Regions from separate parts of the Mus musculus genome. Here region 2 is linked to region 1. A link is a loop called in an ENCODE intact Hi-C map of the cell type or tissue named here. Cell type or tissue: left cerebral cortex. All regions are shown on one strand.

What was found. Hi-C counts contacts between places; a loop is a spot of excess contacts. Peaks named below come from ENCODE experiments on the same cell type or tissue, not always from the same donor. Only the 100,000 strongest peaks of a DNase experiment are listed, where the experiment ranks them.
Region 2: it touches region 1 in a loop (4-fold over the local background); 8 of 42 quality-filtered maps call a loop at or near these places.

Annotation. Positions count from the first base shown.
Region 1 is chr13:73,945,264-73,953,263 of GRCm38, forward strand. It overlaps Brd9 (bromodomain containing 9), which reads left to right. Exons shown (of 16, transcript NM_001378947.1): 9 at 821-896; 10 at 2,414-2,509; 11 at 4,812-4,944; 12 at 6,271-6,382. Among named protein-coding and RNA genes, the nearest start is that of Brd9, 11 kb to the left of the region's middle. In left cerebral cortex, no CTCF peak of the experiment used is centred here; DNase peaks (open chromatin) are centred at 1,023 and 4,293; H3K27ac peaks cover 1,901 bases.
Region 2 is chr13:74,297,530-74,305,529 of GRCm38, forward strand. It overlaps Pdcd6 (programmed cell death 6), which reads right to left. Exons shown (of 6, transcript NM_011051.3): 6 at 5,592-6,519. The coding sequence ends at 6,421. Among named protein-coding and RNA genes, the nearest start is that of Ahrr, 9.2 kb to the left of the region's middle. In left cerebral cortex, CTCF peaks have their summits at 3,861 (motif pointing left), 5,282 (motif pointing right) and 6,713; a DNase peak (open chromatin) is centred at 3,849.

The DNA of each region.
Region 1 (8,000 bases):
CACTCTCCAGGCACCTTTTCTAGTACAAGTTGATGTGGTTAAAATGAGCCTCCACTGGACCTGACATGATCTAAATCTTACAATCTCCATGTAAGGTCCATCTTAACAGTAACTAAGACTTTACTTTTCTTCTCATACCAAGTCTTCAAAATGTGCATTACGTTTTAAATACTGAATATTGAAATGGCAACATTTTGGACCCTTCAGTTGCAGGATCTGCCACCTTTCTGGCCTCTACCCTACTTAACTTGCTCTCTGACAGTCTCCCAGGGGCCTCCGCAATCACAAGACCTCACTCTTCCTGCATATGGCCAGTGTTCTGAACACCTCATCTGCACATGTGCACCTTCCACACCCTGACATACTGTCCTTGCATAAGACTGCAAATAGTCAGGCCTTTTGTGTTAGGTTTTTAGTGGAGTCATGCTTCTGGTTGCCTTAGAGATGGAGGCATAGACCACTGTAGAGTGGTATGATGCTTTTACCCAGCTGGCATTCGTTATCTCATTTTGTTCTGGCTTATGAATGGTTTTAAATATTTGCTTCTGGGTCAAGGCTTTTATTTCAGAAACTCTTTGGTCATGTGCCTCAGCAGTGCTTTGACCATATATGTGTGTGTGTCCTTGGTCATAATCAGATATATTTAATCATGAACAATTGGCCTCAGTCACAAGCAGGGCAATCTTTAATCCTTGGGCGTGCGAGAGGGAGTCTCTGGTCCTTTCTCCTGGAGAAACTGGTGGAGATGTGACTAGTATGTCACGTGTCTCTAGTAGACGTAACTACTGGGGGATAACACTTGGGTGCTGCTTCCTTGCAGATGGGGTACCTGAAGAAGCTTGGAGATGGAAGTCTGCTCTACAGCGTGGTGAACGCACCTGAGCCTGATGCTGATGGTGGGTGCTCTGTGCGGGGCCTCAATGCTTGCACGTTGTCCTCTGAGCTCTGTACATGCTCTGAGATGCAGAGTATGTATCACACAGTCACGTCACCACTACTGGTAATGAGACTGCAGAGCAGTTGCCTGGCTTCCATGTGCACAGTGGAGCCTGTGTTATGCAAGGAGCTAGGATGCCATCAGGCCTTTATTGGGTTTCTCAGCATGGTGATACATTCTTAAGAGCTGGATGTCACTGATGATGTAGGAAGGTTTCATGTCTTGAGTTCTTCCAGCACTCCTTCCTCATGGGCCATATGCTGACCTGCATGCTTGTGAAGTTCAGAAATATTCTGAAAGGAAGGTTGGATGATGATGTCAGGGCATGTCTTAGTTGGAAACATAAATGCCATCAGTGCACCAGCCTGGAAGGGTATTTCATGCATTGAAACGTCTTGAGAAGGTAGCAGTTGTGTCTATGAATGACTTTGGGATTGCAGCATGCCTACAGACACACTTGGAGAGGGTGGGACATGGTGGATGCCTCTTTTCCTGCTTTGCCTGAGTCTCTCCTGCACAGGCAGACATCTCCCTCAGCTCTTCAGCTTCTAAATAGTCTTGTACAGAGCACTCTGTCGTCAGGGTTGTTTCATCTGTTCCAGTGTGTACAGGGTAGACACTTGGGTTTTAACTGTTAATGGAAACACGTTTTGTGGTCTTTAGGAGAAACTACATGGGCTTGCCCATACTTAGACTAGAAATTCAGTGCGGAAAGTTCAAGTTCCTGTCAGGGGTGGAGAAATGTGTGCATGGGAAAACCAGTCAGCAGTTGTGGAGCCTGAGGAACGTGTGGAGGATCAGGATGGCCAGCAAGTGTGAACCTTAGCACGCAGTGCTGAGTGAGCACTTTGCAAAGGTGAAGGCAAGATAGCCCCAGACATGATGTGTGTGTGTGTGTGTGTGTGTGTGTGTGTGTGTGTGTGTGTGTGTGTGTGTGCATGTGCGTGTACCCACACACACCCATTTAGAGCCAGAGGGACAACATTTGTTAAGTATCATCTCCTTGTTATTTTTTTGAGAAAAGGTCTCTCATGGTCTGGAACTCGCCCAGTAGGGTAGGCAGGCTGATGGCGAGGCTCAGCAACCTTCTTATTTCTGTTTCCCCAACACTGGGATTAGAATCATGCGCCATTCTGTCTGATTGTTATTTATTTATTTTTAAATAGAAATTTGGGGGATTGACCTCAGCAGCTCATGCTTTCAAGGCAAACACTTTGCCAATTGAATCATCTGTCTGTCTAGCTCCAGACATTTTTTTTTCATGGTATCGATGTCAAGGCAATTACTGAATCAAATTGAAATGGTGTTAGCTTTAAGAATTATTTCTTGCTTTTGCCAAATCAGTTTTAAATGAATCTTGTAGCATAACCATGCTCCACCTCGCCATGTCTAAAGAACTATAGAGAAGTTGCTCATCACTGAGAAGCTGAGCTGTGGCCAAGCCCTCCTGATGTTTCCCTCCTGTGTCTTCTGCAGAGGAGGAGACACACCCTGTGGACCTGAGTTCACTGTCTAGCAAGTTGCTCCCAGGTTTTACAACATTGGGTTTCAAAGATGAAAGAAGAAATAAAGGTAAGCACAGTGACTGATAGGAGCTCTCCAGCTGAGGGTGGCTGGGCTCAGTGGGGATGTGACACTGTCCTCTTCCGTGATTTTCTTCATGGTTTTGTTCCTGGGTCTAGAGTCAGTTTAGTTAGTTAATCAATTAATTAATTAACATTCCAGATGCTACCCCCTCCTGCCCGACCCTCACAGGGTCCCTCCATACCTCCCCTTTGCCTCTGAGAGGGTACCCCCTCTCCAGGTGTCCTCCCATCTGGGTACATCAAGTCTGCAGGATTCAGATTTTTAAGACAAATGAAGCTTAGCTCCATTAAAGTAGGTGGATTAAAGTCATAGTTGGAGTTGAGTTCCTGCTTTGCAGTCTTCTCCCCACTGAAGGTGAGTTCGACTGCGCTCACAAGCTTCTTCTCACAGGCTTCCATTCCCTCCCTCCACAGGAGTCTCGGTTCAGGATCCTGCTGGTTCTGATAGAGAGCTTCATTTCTTATGCCAGGCTTAATCTTAACCATTTACAGGGTGATGCTGCTGCCTAGCAGCTGAGAGACCTAGACAGGGTGGTTGTGGGTGGCAGCATGGCCTGAGAGAGGCAGGTACATTTGTATTTGTGGGGGGTCTCCATTTATAATGGGTCTTGTAGTGTGTTTGGAATGTGTGGTTGTACATATGTGGTAATATGTGTGCTTGTGTGCTTATAGGGCTTGCTTTGACTTGTTCATGTGTTTCAGGACATATGTGTGTCCTAAGGCTTGCTTTGGTGTGTGCACAGGTATGCATTGGAGATGGGAGAACACTCAAAAGCTGATGCTTCTTTGTGGAGCTGAAAGAAATAACACTTCCTTCCCTTGGAGACACAGTAGCCATCCTGGTCTGAACCTAGATGTGCTTTGATGACATTTCTTCTGCCTTTAATCAACTATAGGCAATACAATGAGACGCCCATTCCAAGAGTAACGTGCTTAGAATTGGTGTTTCACTGCCTGTCTGCAGCTATTCTGTCTTGAGTGGTGGGAATGGGCGGGGTGGACGTGGGCTTGTCCTTTTCTGTGTCATTGCTTCTTTTCTTCTTTGTCGCATCCTGTGTTCCTCACCTTTACTGTGGCTCTGGAGAACCAGCTCAAGGTCACCTCTGCACCATAAGCTTTGACCATGTTTCCTTACCTTCAGTCATGCACAACATCTGCTTTTTTGATATTTCCTCTTGTTACAGGGGGGCTTGGCACAGCCTCACTAGAGGGCATTTTCTTTCTGGAATGATATTTTCTACATCTCCGAGTATTAGAGACTGTCCTGGTTGGTTTTGTGTGTCAACTTGACACAAGTTAGAGTCATCAGAAAGGAAGGAGCCTCAACTGAAGAAATGCCTCCATGAGATCCAGCTGTAAGGCATTTTCTCGGTGATCACTGGGTAGAGACCAGCCCATTTTGGGTGGTGCCATCCCTGAACTGGTGTTCCTGGGTTTTGTAAAAAGCAAGCTGAGCAAGCCCTGGTGAAGCACGCCAGTAAGCAGCACTCTTCCATGGTCTCTGCATCAGTTTCTGCCTCCAGGTTCCTGCCCTGCTTGAGGTCTTGTTCTGACTTCTTCCATAATGGCCTATGATCTAATAATAAGCTAAAAACAAACAAACAAACAAACAAAAAACCTCTTTTCTCTCCAACTTGCTTTTTGGTCATGGTGTTTCATCACAGCATTAGAAACCCAAACTAAGGCAGAGACCAGCCTGCATTCAGACCATCTGTGATGTGAGATCTACCCACACCTTCCCTCACCTCAACCCCTCCCTTGATAGTGTTCACACTTCATTTTTGAGATGTTGCTTGTGTTTGGCTCTCAGCTCAGCAGTTTTGTCCCCAAGAAGCATTGCAGAGGAGTGATTGCAGCATAAGACATGGCATGCCTGCCACCATAGTGGATGTCAGTAGAGGTTAGGAAGCATTGAGTCATGTAGACATAACCTGGTTTATTGTTAGAACCCTGGGCAAGAGTGTATCCAGTGTGGGCCCAGTTCCTGGTTCTACTGAGGGAGTTCATGAATTGGCTGGTCCCAACAACCACTTCTGCTTGTCCAAGTTCATCTCTACTCAGTCTTTGCTTTGTAGCCCTTGGCCCACAGGTGTGAAATGGGGTGCTGAGTAGGTACTGCAATTACCCATAGATAGTTTCTGCTGCTGTGTGTGTGCTCAAACAGAAAGGAATAAGGAAGAGCCAGGCATGGACTCAGGTTGTGGCCACCTGGAGGGAACAATGGCTGTGGCCATGCTGGGTGTGCCCTGAGCATGACTCTGACCTGGCCTCTGCTTCCTTCTCTTTAGTCACATTCCTCTCCAGTGCCAGCACTGCACTTTCAATGCAGAACAACTCTGTGTTTGGGGACCTGAAGTCAGATGAGATGGAGCTTCTGTATTCCGCCTATGGAGATGAGACTGGTGTGCAGTGTGCACTGAGGTAAGCCGGCTCACACACTTATGCAAGCAGCTTGGCCCTGCTGAGAGCTCTGGGAAGTACAGCCCTGTCGGTAAGTAAGGTGGTGCCAGCACAAGCTCCGGTACTATTTGCCATTGTCCACATCTCTGCCATAGACCTGCCTTGCAGTTCAGCACAATTTGAAGAAGGCAGTGATCCAGACTATAGCATAAATAAATATATGTGTGCTTAGCAAATGGGGTATACTTACAAGGAGTCCTTTTTCACAGTGGTTTTGAGGTACATTTCCTAGTGACTGTTACTCAGCTGGAGCCACAGTAATCAGTTTCCAACGCCAAGGCCTCACTGTGCTGAAAACTGGCAGTCTGAGGCCCGGTTTTGGCAATGTTGGTTTAATGCAGACACTATCTTCTCTCCTGTCTCCGCACAGCCTTTCCTCTATCCTGATCTCCTCCTCTTATATATAACACTAGTGAAATTGGATGAGCAACTCTCCTACTGACCTCTTTTCACCTTAGTCACTTCTCACAAGTCTACAAACACAGTCACATTCTCAGGTGCTGAGGTGGGGACTGAGACTGACGCGCTCGGGTGGAGTGAGGTAGGATGGCGGAGGCAAAATTCATGACAGCCTGGAATGTAGCATTACAACTACAATTGTGAAGCTAGAGAGGTGGCCACCGAGGTCCGCTGTCTGTACACATTGTCAGAGATCCCAGATGATGGCCTGTATTTTATCAGCGACTCGGTTTATCTAGGATTAGCTCTGGGCCAGCAGCCTTGCTTGTCTCTCTGAAGGATCTTCAGGGTCTAGGAGCCTTAGGCTATCCTTGATGGCTTATTCTATGGGGTTTTTGTTCTCTGGCTACATTTTAAATTTTATTTATTTTTAACCTAATATATTCATATGGTTCAGAAATCAAAGTATACCAAAAGGTGTGCCCTGAGTCTTACCCTACCACTCCATATGTGCCCACTTACCACATCTACATTTCCTGCTGCTATACTTCTAAATGTCAGACTGGCAGATGTAGACAGCCTTTCCTTAGAGATTAATGAGTGTGTCTTATGACTTTATATGGATTTGTGTGCCTGCCTTTTGTTTTTTCTTGATTTTCCTGGAGATTTAATTATTTTTATTATTATAATTATATTGTAATTATTTTTATTATTTTTATGCCATGAACTACTTTAAAATTGTTAGCGAGCCATTAGTCTAGTGCCCCATACATATATGGGAAGCTCCAGAGACTGTCTGGAGTCAGAGTCATTGTCACTGTTGGAGTCAGTCTTGAAATTGGAGCGTGATGCTTTTTCAGCACCTTCCATCACACAGTTCCCTTCTAGCCTGCAGGAATTCGTGAAGGATGCTGGAAGCTATAGCAAGAAGATGGTAGATGACCTCCTGGACCAAATCACAGGTGGTGATCACTCAAGGATGATCTTCCAGCTGAAGCAGGTGGGATTTGCAGTTGATGAGCCCTTTTAGGCATAGGCTCTTGTCTTAGTTAGGGTTTCTATTCCTGCACAAACATCATGACCAAGAAGCAGTTGGGGAGGAAAAGGTTTATTCAGCTTACACTTTCCACATTGCTGTTCATCACTAAAGGAAGTCAGGACTGGAACTCAAGCAGGTCAGGAAGCAGGAGCTGATGCAGAGGCCACGGAGGGATGTTCTTTACTGGCTTGCTTCCCCTGGCTTGCTCAGCCTGCTCTCTTATAGAACCAAGACTACCAGCCCAGAGATGGCACCACCCACAAGGGGCCTTTCCCCCTTGATCACTAATTGAGAAAATGCCCTATAGCAGGATCTCGTGGAAGCATTTCCCCAACTGAAGCTCCTTTCTCTGTGATAACTCCAGCCGTGTCAAGTTGACACAAAACCAGCCAGTACAGCTCTGGTTCTATGCTTGGGGCTGCTCCTGTGCAGAGAGTCCATTCAACCCACTAGAGTCCAAGGAGACAGGCTCTTGAGGTCATTGCTGGCTGTTCTTGGCTCATTGAGCTTTAAAAGTTCTGTTTTTAAGAGCTGTCTTTAAATACGTTTGGCAGTTGCTTGTCATGTCTTCTGTAACCAGTGCCCATGTTCCTCTCACTGACATCACCATTCCTCCTGGGGAATGTGCTGAAGGCCGAGCTCTTCTCAGCTCTTGCATGTCTTTGCCTTTGAAACTTGTTTTCTCTTGACGCAGTCTAGATGGACTTTTCTTTCTACTCTAACAAAGACTAACATTAGTTGTTTTCTTTTCTTTAAAGATTTGTTTATTTTATATATGAGTACACTGTAGCTGTCTTCAGACACATCAAAAGAGGGCATCGGACCCCATTACAGAATCCCATGGTTGTGAGCCACCAAGTGGTTGCTGGGAATTGAACTCAGGACCTCTGGAAGAGCAGTCGGTGCTCTTAACCGCTGAGCCATCTCTCCAGCCCACATTAGTTGTTTCTAAAGAAACATCTGTGGCCCTTTGTGTCTTTACTTTCTGTTTGTGATGTCTGTCAGAGTTGACACTAGACTTGACGACACACTGTAGCCTGGGGCCAGTTCAGACCTACACTATGTATATTCACAAGCCAGAGATGTGTTTATGTTCTAATTAGACAGGCTGGTAGGATGATTTTTCCAGTACTAGGGATTGAATACAGGACTTTTTACATTCTAGATCAGTGTTCTACCATGGAGGCACACCCCAGTCCAAAGATGAGTAAATTTTATTTGTGTGTGTGTGTGTGTGTGTGTGTGTGTGTGTGTGTGTAGTGCATATGGATACCAGAAGTCAGTTGCAAATATTGTTCCTCAGATAAGGGTCTCACTGATCTGGAGCTAGCTGGGTGGGCTAGGCTGACTGACTCCATCTTCCCAGTGCTAGAACTACAACTGTATATCATATCCAGCATTTATGTAGGTGTTCTAGGGATCCAGATCAGGTCCTCATACCTGTGAGGCAGGTACTTTACCAAATGGGCTATTTCTCAACTTCTAGAGATTTTATTTTCTTCATTTGAAGAGCATTGATCTTCATTTTGGAATGAAGTTGTTACTTGTGATCTAGTACGGCCATTATCCCAAGGCTGTG
Region 2 (8,000 bases), 350 kb after region 1:
ATGTACTCACTTATAAGTAGATATTAGTCATAAAGTACAGGATACCCACAATATCCACAGACCCAAACAAGCTAAACAAGAAGAAGAAGGAAGGCCCAAGTGAGGATGCTTGAATCTCACTTAGAATAAAATAGTCATAAGCAGCAGATGGAGAGAGGGGACTGGATGAGAGGGGATGGCGAGGGGAATGGAGGGGTCAGGATCAGGTGTGGGGAGAGACATGAGAGAGGGCCAGAGGGACAGGAGAATGAATATAAATCTGTAGTAGGTGGGGGAGGGGCATGGGAGGCATCTCTAAGACATGTCAGAGACCTGGCATGGGGGGTAGTTTCCAGTAGTCAATGCAGGTGACCTTAGCTGAGATGCATAGAAGTAGGGATATGGAACCTGGAGAGGCCACTTCCTGTAGCCAGGCAGGACTCCCATTGGAGGGATAAGACTACCAAATCCACCCACAAAATTTTCAACCCAAAATTTGTCCTGCTTACAAATACTAGGTGGACAAAGATGGAGTGGAGTCTGAGGGAATGGCCAACCAATAACCATCCCAACTTGAGACTCATCCCATGGACAGGTACCAGTCCCTGATACTATTAAATGATACCGTGTTATTCTTGCAGACAGGAGCCTAGCAAACTGTCCTTTGAGAGGCCCCACCCAGCAGATGACTGAAACAGATTCTCAGACCCACAGCCTAACATTGGACGGGGTTCAGGGAGTCTTATGGGAGAGTTGGAGGAATGATTAAAGACTCTGAAGCAGATAGGAACTCCACAGGATGACCAACAGAGTCTACTAACCTGGTCTCTTGGGGGCTCTCAGAGACTGAGTCACAAACCAAAGAGCATACACAGGCTGGGCTAAGGCCCTTAGCACATATGTAGCAAAGTACAGCTCAGCCTTCATGTGGGTCCCCCCAGATGAACAACTGGAGCAGGGGCTGTCCCTAAAGCTATTGCCTGTCTGTAGAATTTGTTTCCCTAACAGGGTTGCCTTGTCTGGTGTCATCTGGAGAGGATACAACTAGCCCTGCAGAGACTTGACACACCAGGGAGTGGGAATATGAAGGGGGACTTCCACTTTCTCACAGGAGAAGGGGTTGGGAGTGGGAAGAGAGATTGTGTGAAAGGGGACCGTGGTGGGGTCAGTGATTTGGGTATAAAATGAATGAATGAATGAATGAATGAATAAATAAATAAATAAATAAATAGGAAAAGAGAATTTGTGATTGAATAGGCTTGGCCCAGGGAGTGGCACCCTATTAGGAGGTGTGGCCTTGCTGGAGTAGGTGTATCACTGTGGATGTGGGCTTAAGATTCTCATCCTAGCTGCCTGAAAATCAGTCTTCCACTAGCAGCCGTCAGATGAAGATGTAGAACTCTCAGCTCCTCTTGTACCATGCCTGCCTAGATGCTGCCGTGTTTCCACCTTGATGAAATGGACTGACCCACTGAATTTGTAAAGCAGCCCCAATTAAATGTTGTCCTTATAAGAGTTGCCTTGGTCATGGTGTCTGTTCACAGCAGTAAACCCTAAGACAGACTCCATCCTATGAAAGTGAAGTCTAGTTTGTCGTGGAGTAACCGAGTACTTGAGATGCCAGAAATATGGAAGGAAAGCTGTAGGTCAGTGTGTGCCACAGGCAACAGATCTAGAAGCACGGGGCTACCCAAAGCTCCTAGAGCACAAATGATGCCTAAAAGAGGTCCAGATGCCGAACATGGCCTGCAAGACTTGGATTTGTACTGCAATATTTTATTATGGATGTTCCAACTGTTAGAGACATAATGGCAGCTTCCTGAAGCTTCCAATGGAGAATCAGACATCCATCAAATTCTACTTGCTTTTTTCCCCAGTACACTCAGGCATAAACTGCATTCAAATTAGGAACAAGAAGCCTAGTTAATACGGCCCTGGACCCTTAACCAGCACACTGTCAGGTTGTGGGAAGATGAGAAGATACTAACAGGAAGCTCCACTTTTAGCTCCTTCTAGAGTGGCAGGGAATCCTATGTTGCTTGGGTTGTCTGAAGATGTGGAGCCACAAAAGAGAACTATGGCAGAGGCATCCTGGGCACTGATCCCACAGCAGGTAGAATAAATCCCATACGCATTAACCCGGAGGGCCCATTCTTCTTGGGAAAACATCCCCACATTCTGCTATCCTGAACCCACTTGTTTCCCATAGTACCTGCTACCTGGCTGAAAGACTAGGGGTGCTTTGGTTTGTGTGGTGTGTATGGATGTACACATAAGTGTATGGGGATGTGTGTCTATGTGTGTGCATGTGGAGACCAGAAGTTGATATACAGGTTCTTCCTCTGTTACTCTCCATCTTATATCATCTCTCAGTGCACCTGAATCTCACTGGTTGGCTTGACTTGATGCTCAGTGAGCCTCAGGGATCTTCCTGATTTTTTCAACATTAGGAGTCCTGCATCTCTAGTGATTGCCATATGCAGGGATCCATCCCATAACCAGCTTCCAAATGCTGACACCATTGCATACACTAGCAAGATTTTGCTGAAAGGACCCAGATATAGCTCTCTCTTGTGAGACTATGCCGGGGCCTAGCAAACACAGAAGTGGATGCTCACAGTCAGCTAATGGATGGGTCACACGGCCCCCAATGGAGGAGCTAGAGAAATTACCCAAGGAGCTAATGGGAACTGCAACCCTATAGGTGGACCAACAATATGAACTAACCAGTACCCCGGAGCTCTTGTCTCTAGCTGCATATGTATCAAAAGATGGCCTAGTTGGCCATCACTGCAAAGAGAGGCCCATTGGACTTGCAGACTTTATATGCCCCAGTACAGGGGAATGCCAGGGCCAAAAAGGGGGAGTGGGTGGGTAGGGGATTGGGGGGGTTGGGTATGGGGGACCTTTGGGATAGCATTGAAAATGTAAACGAGGAAAATACCTAATTTTAAAAAAAGCTAAAAAAAAAAAAAAAAAAAAAGGAGTCCTGCATCACCACATACAGCTTTTTATGTGGATGTTGGGGATCCAAATTCAGGTCCTAGTGCTTGCAGAGCCTACACTTTACTCCCAGAGGCCTCTCTCTCCCTAACCTCAAGGTAAAGCGCCATCAGAATCGTCTCAAGAAAGTGGAGACAGCATTGCTTGAGGGAGAACAGACGGTCACTGACAGAACAAGGGGGTCTGTTAGTGAACTGCTGGGAGGGAAGGAACACAACACGTAACTTTCCAGAGGTCATGGGTGAAGCATTTAAAAGAAATTTCTTCTTGCAGGACACGGACCAGGAGCCAGTTTGTACTTGGGAACATGACGGTATACCTCATCCATATAATAGAGTAGAGGGGAGGGAAAGACACACTTCCTACTGTTAGTAAAAATGGCTATAGTTGAAGCGCCAAGATCTTCTTGTCTCTGTCATCTGGAGGGATAGACAACCTTAACCATTTTTTTTTTTCATGTAGGATTCTCTGAAGTTTGTATCTGAGTGACACCTTCAGGGTCTCAACCAGTTTCTTACCACACAAAGCTGTGAAGCATTTAATCATGTGTATACTGTTTATATGACGAGTCAGCTTGGGGGAGGGTGGATATCCTGGTCTCTCCTTCCTATGGCTGCCTTCTTAACAGGGCATTGTTCACACCATGGCCAGCTCCTCTATCATACTTTCCTAATTGGCTATCTATTCACTACATACTAACAACCAGATCTGAATGAACAACAAAAAGGAAACAGCAAAGGACACAAACTACAAGAAACTCTCTCCAGACACCCACCCTTCCCTTTAGCCAACCCCTAGGCCTTCTATGGTTTCTGCAAATGCCCTGAGAGGATGGGCAGAGACTGTTTCTGATGTGATTGCACTGCCCTCGTGTGGCCAGGCTGAGCACAGCCTATAAACATTCTGCTCAATGGTTTTCCCAAGGCAGGCTTCCTAGCTTTCTCTACTAAAGGGCAGGGGCTGTTCTGGGCAGTTTGGTGTACTGGAGGCTCAAAGCACCGCTTCTCTTAAGGTGGGCACTGTTCTACACCCCATGAGCCACCTCCTCCCCTTTGAGAGAACAAGAAAGTCCCCACTCCACAAACGGCCTTCAGCCCACCGTATCACTCTGCCTCCCTCAGTAGGAACCCTGACTCCAGGACATTTTCCGTTTCTGAAGCAGCCCAACCAAATCACACCGAGTTCAGGTCATCCAAGCCGAGGCCTTCCTAGTAACAGCACTGGGCTCTGGAATGTACTCCACTCAGGGTTATGGCACGGCCACACCCAGATATGTGGCACAGGTACTTCATTCTTGGGTGTGGCACACTCCCAGGAGTGTAGTACAAGCTCACACATGTACAATCAAGTCACTTCACTCTTAGGTGAAGTGCAGATGAGCAGGTACCCAGGTCGGCAGTGTCAGTTCTCAGGCATGTAGTGGCTATGTCCCCTCAGGTGTGCAGGGTGGGTCCTCATACATCCAGTGCAGGTACTCAACCAATAGTGTGGTGTTGGGGTACTCAGGACTATGGAGCAGGTTCTAAGACGTATTGCTGGTGCAGGTACCTTTTTTAAAAAAAGATTTATTTTATGTATATGAGTACACTGTACCTGTCTTCAGACACACCAGAAGATCCCATTACAGATGGTTTTGAGTCACCGTGTGGTTGCTGCAAATTGAACTCAGGCCCTTTGCAATAGCAGTAAGTGCTCTTAACCGCTGAGCCATCTCTCCCGCCCAGGAACATAGTACAAGTGTGACGTAGTATTCAAGACTACAGCACAGGTACTAAGGTGTGCCATTAGAAGGCTCAATGTGCAATGAGACTCATATTTGGTACATGTATGTATAGACATGTATGTGAGCACAGGAAGGACAAACATGGCAGTCCTGCAGACTGAGGCTGGATAGGACGGGGATGAAGCAGAGGTGAAGAGTGGCTATAAATGGAGGGGTCCAGGTAGCCTCTACACAAATGGAGTTATCATTTACCATTGAACTTAGGAACTTCATTGTTTATTGGTTGGCCTCACTGGACTAGGGTCATCTGCTAGTGTGGGCCGATGTCTGGTAGATGACTGACAGGGATGGAGCCATGGAGCACACCCAGAGACGCCCATAAAGGGGTCACAAGGTTAACTCTGCCACCACAGAATATAGCACCTTCCCTGATCCCACAAACTAGAAACCACAGGAAACAAAGCCTCAGTGGCATCCTTGGCCAGAGGGGACCTTAACGGATCTGTTTCTCATCCTTGACACCTACCCAGTTGTCTTCGTACCCTGTCCCTCCCTCCTAAAGCATAACCTACTTCTTCCAACTTGAGTTGACCAGCAGGGGGCAGGAAGGGGTCCATCCCCAGAGCTGTAACTCGGTTATCTGTTTAGTTGTCCCTCTGTCCTGCTTGTCTGTTGGACAGAATTTTAGATAGGAGAGTACACATGAGACAGTGACTTCAAGGACAAGGGTATCAGAACACAGTCCCAAAGTGGAGTCATGAAAGAATTCTGAGTGCTTATCAGAAAACAAAACTCTCCCATGTTCACATAGCAACTAAGCTGCAACAAAGGGGACATTTATTCCACCTATTTGGTTAAAAAAACAAAAACGGCCAAAACTAGGCAACCAGTCTATATCATTACTTTATTGCTTACGTTACATGACCCGTTTCTTCAATTCACAGAATTGGTTCCAGAATGTGTCTTTGTGCTCCTCCCAGGTATGGAAGACCGGAGTGAGTTTACTGCAGCTGTTGCTATTCATACGCCTTTATGGAAAAAACATGTTTTTGCCATGTGTGACTTCTTTGTGGTTCCTCTTAACCCTCAGAGTATAAATTTTCTGATGCTCTAAATAAAGTTGGCTTTTGCATGAGACTTTAGTCTGCCTCATTTTTAGGCCCCACACTCCCAGGTTCACGCAGCACACGTGTTATGCTAGAGTAGTGTAACAAACGGCACAGCTCTTCCACCTGTTTGGTTAAAACAAAACAAAGCAAAAAACCAGCCAAAACTAGGCAACCAGTCTGTATCATCACTTTATTGCTTATGTTACATATTCCAATTTTTTTTAAAAAGTAAGGCACATGAAAAGCCTTCTGTGCAAGTTCCATATTATTTTAAAATTCTATTGGCTAATAAAAGCATTGCAACTATAGACTTAGAGACATCTAGAAAAGAACATGATAGTTTGAGAGCAAAATCCTGAAGCATTATTAGGTCTCATGGCACAATTAGTCAGCAAACCCAAGGTTTGTATCACAACAGTGTAGCTAGAGTCACTACAGAATCACTGACCAGCATATTCACATATGTACAGCCAGGTCCCCAAGTATGAACGATACAGCCAACGGGAAGGACGGCATCTCACTGCAGCTGTGCCCTGTTCTATCACAGGTAAGGGATTTGGCATCTTCAGTCTTTTGCATGCCGTGCTTGCTGTTCTCAAGGCCTGGTTATACAATGCTGAAGACCATGGAGAGATATTGCTCATAAGACACCTGAATCCAGCCATCCTGATCCGTGTCATAGCGTCTGAATATGTCTGTCAACCTCTGGGAGAAACACAGATATTGAAATTTTACTGTACAGCACAGTGTACTTAGATGAAAGACATCTTGAGGACTCAATCTCAGAAGCACATGGATTTCCCGCATCTTCTAAAGAGACACTGAAAATGGTATTCACACAGGAAAGCACGGGTTGAGTACTCTTGAACACCTTTAGTCAGAACCATTATGAACGACAAATACCTCTACTGGCAAGAAAGTATAACGGCAGGTCTAGCCAACCTTATACCACACAGGCCCTTCTTCACATTTCACAACCACCTCATGGACCTGGTATGGGTGTCTTAGGACAGAGACACTAGTTTATATCTTGACTATAGTCCAGAAGGGCCCATGTGTTGAAGGGCCCAGTGAAGGAAATTGCCAACTTCATGCAGTGTGTGAACATCATGCAGGGATCAGCCTTTATAGCCCACTTCCCCTCCAGCAGACTTTGGATCCAGACAGGTCAGAAGTCGAAGAGCAAGACCATTCCATTCCATTTATTTTGTTGTTTGTTTTATGTTTTTGAGACAGGGTCCCACTGTGTAACCCTGGCCCCAGACTACGTCTACAGACCAGACCAGGCTGGCCTTGAATTCATAGAGATCTACTTGCCTCCACGATAGAGTTATAGTGATTAAAGGCATGGTGCTGGCATGCCCAGATTCCACTCATATTTTATAAGACTAGGTTATATGTATGCCAGTTTTGAATAAATTTATGAAGTCTATAATATGCTTTCAGTAATTATAAAAAAAAAGACACAAGGGAATTCCATGTGTTAACAGAAAACAATAGCCCCCACACATCAAGCAAACCTCAACAGTGTGTGGTCTACCACCTACTTCAGACATGAGTGGTTTTTATGAAAATGTGCTAGCATGGAGATTGAGTGTGGTGGCACACACCTGAATCTCAGCACTCAGGAGGCTGAGGCAAGACCATCCTAGGCCACATAGCACTGCAGTGATAAAAAAAAAAGTAAAACATGGTACACAGCTATAATTCCATTATTTTGAAGGGTGAGTTCAAAGCCAGCATAGGCTCCATTGTGAATTTAAGGCCAGCCAGAGGTACAGAGACCTTGCTTCTGGAAATAAAAAGTATAGTATTTCAATTATTATCAGGGATTATGTACTATACATATTGCTAGACTTACATATACCTGGCATCAAGGTTCACCATACCAGCTTTACCATAAAAATGCAATGTCTTATGCTTAAAAAGTCATAACAGCTGTGACAACAACAGGGACCAGGTATAGTCCAGGTCATTATAATTTTATGGAACAAATACTGAAAGATCACTATTAGGAACCTGATCCTAGTTGCAAGGGTTTAAAATAAAAAGTTTTGCTAGCACCAAACCTTAGACAAAAGAGAAGCTAAGCAATCACTCCACGTTGGCTGCTAGCTACAGTTACTCCATTTCTGCCCCCATCCCCAGATCCCACCTCTGCATGTCACAGCAAACCCACATGAAGC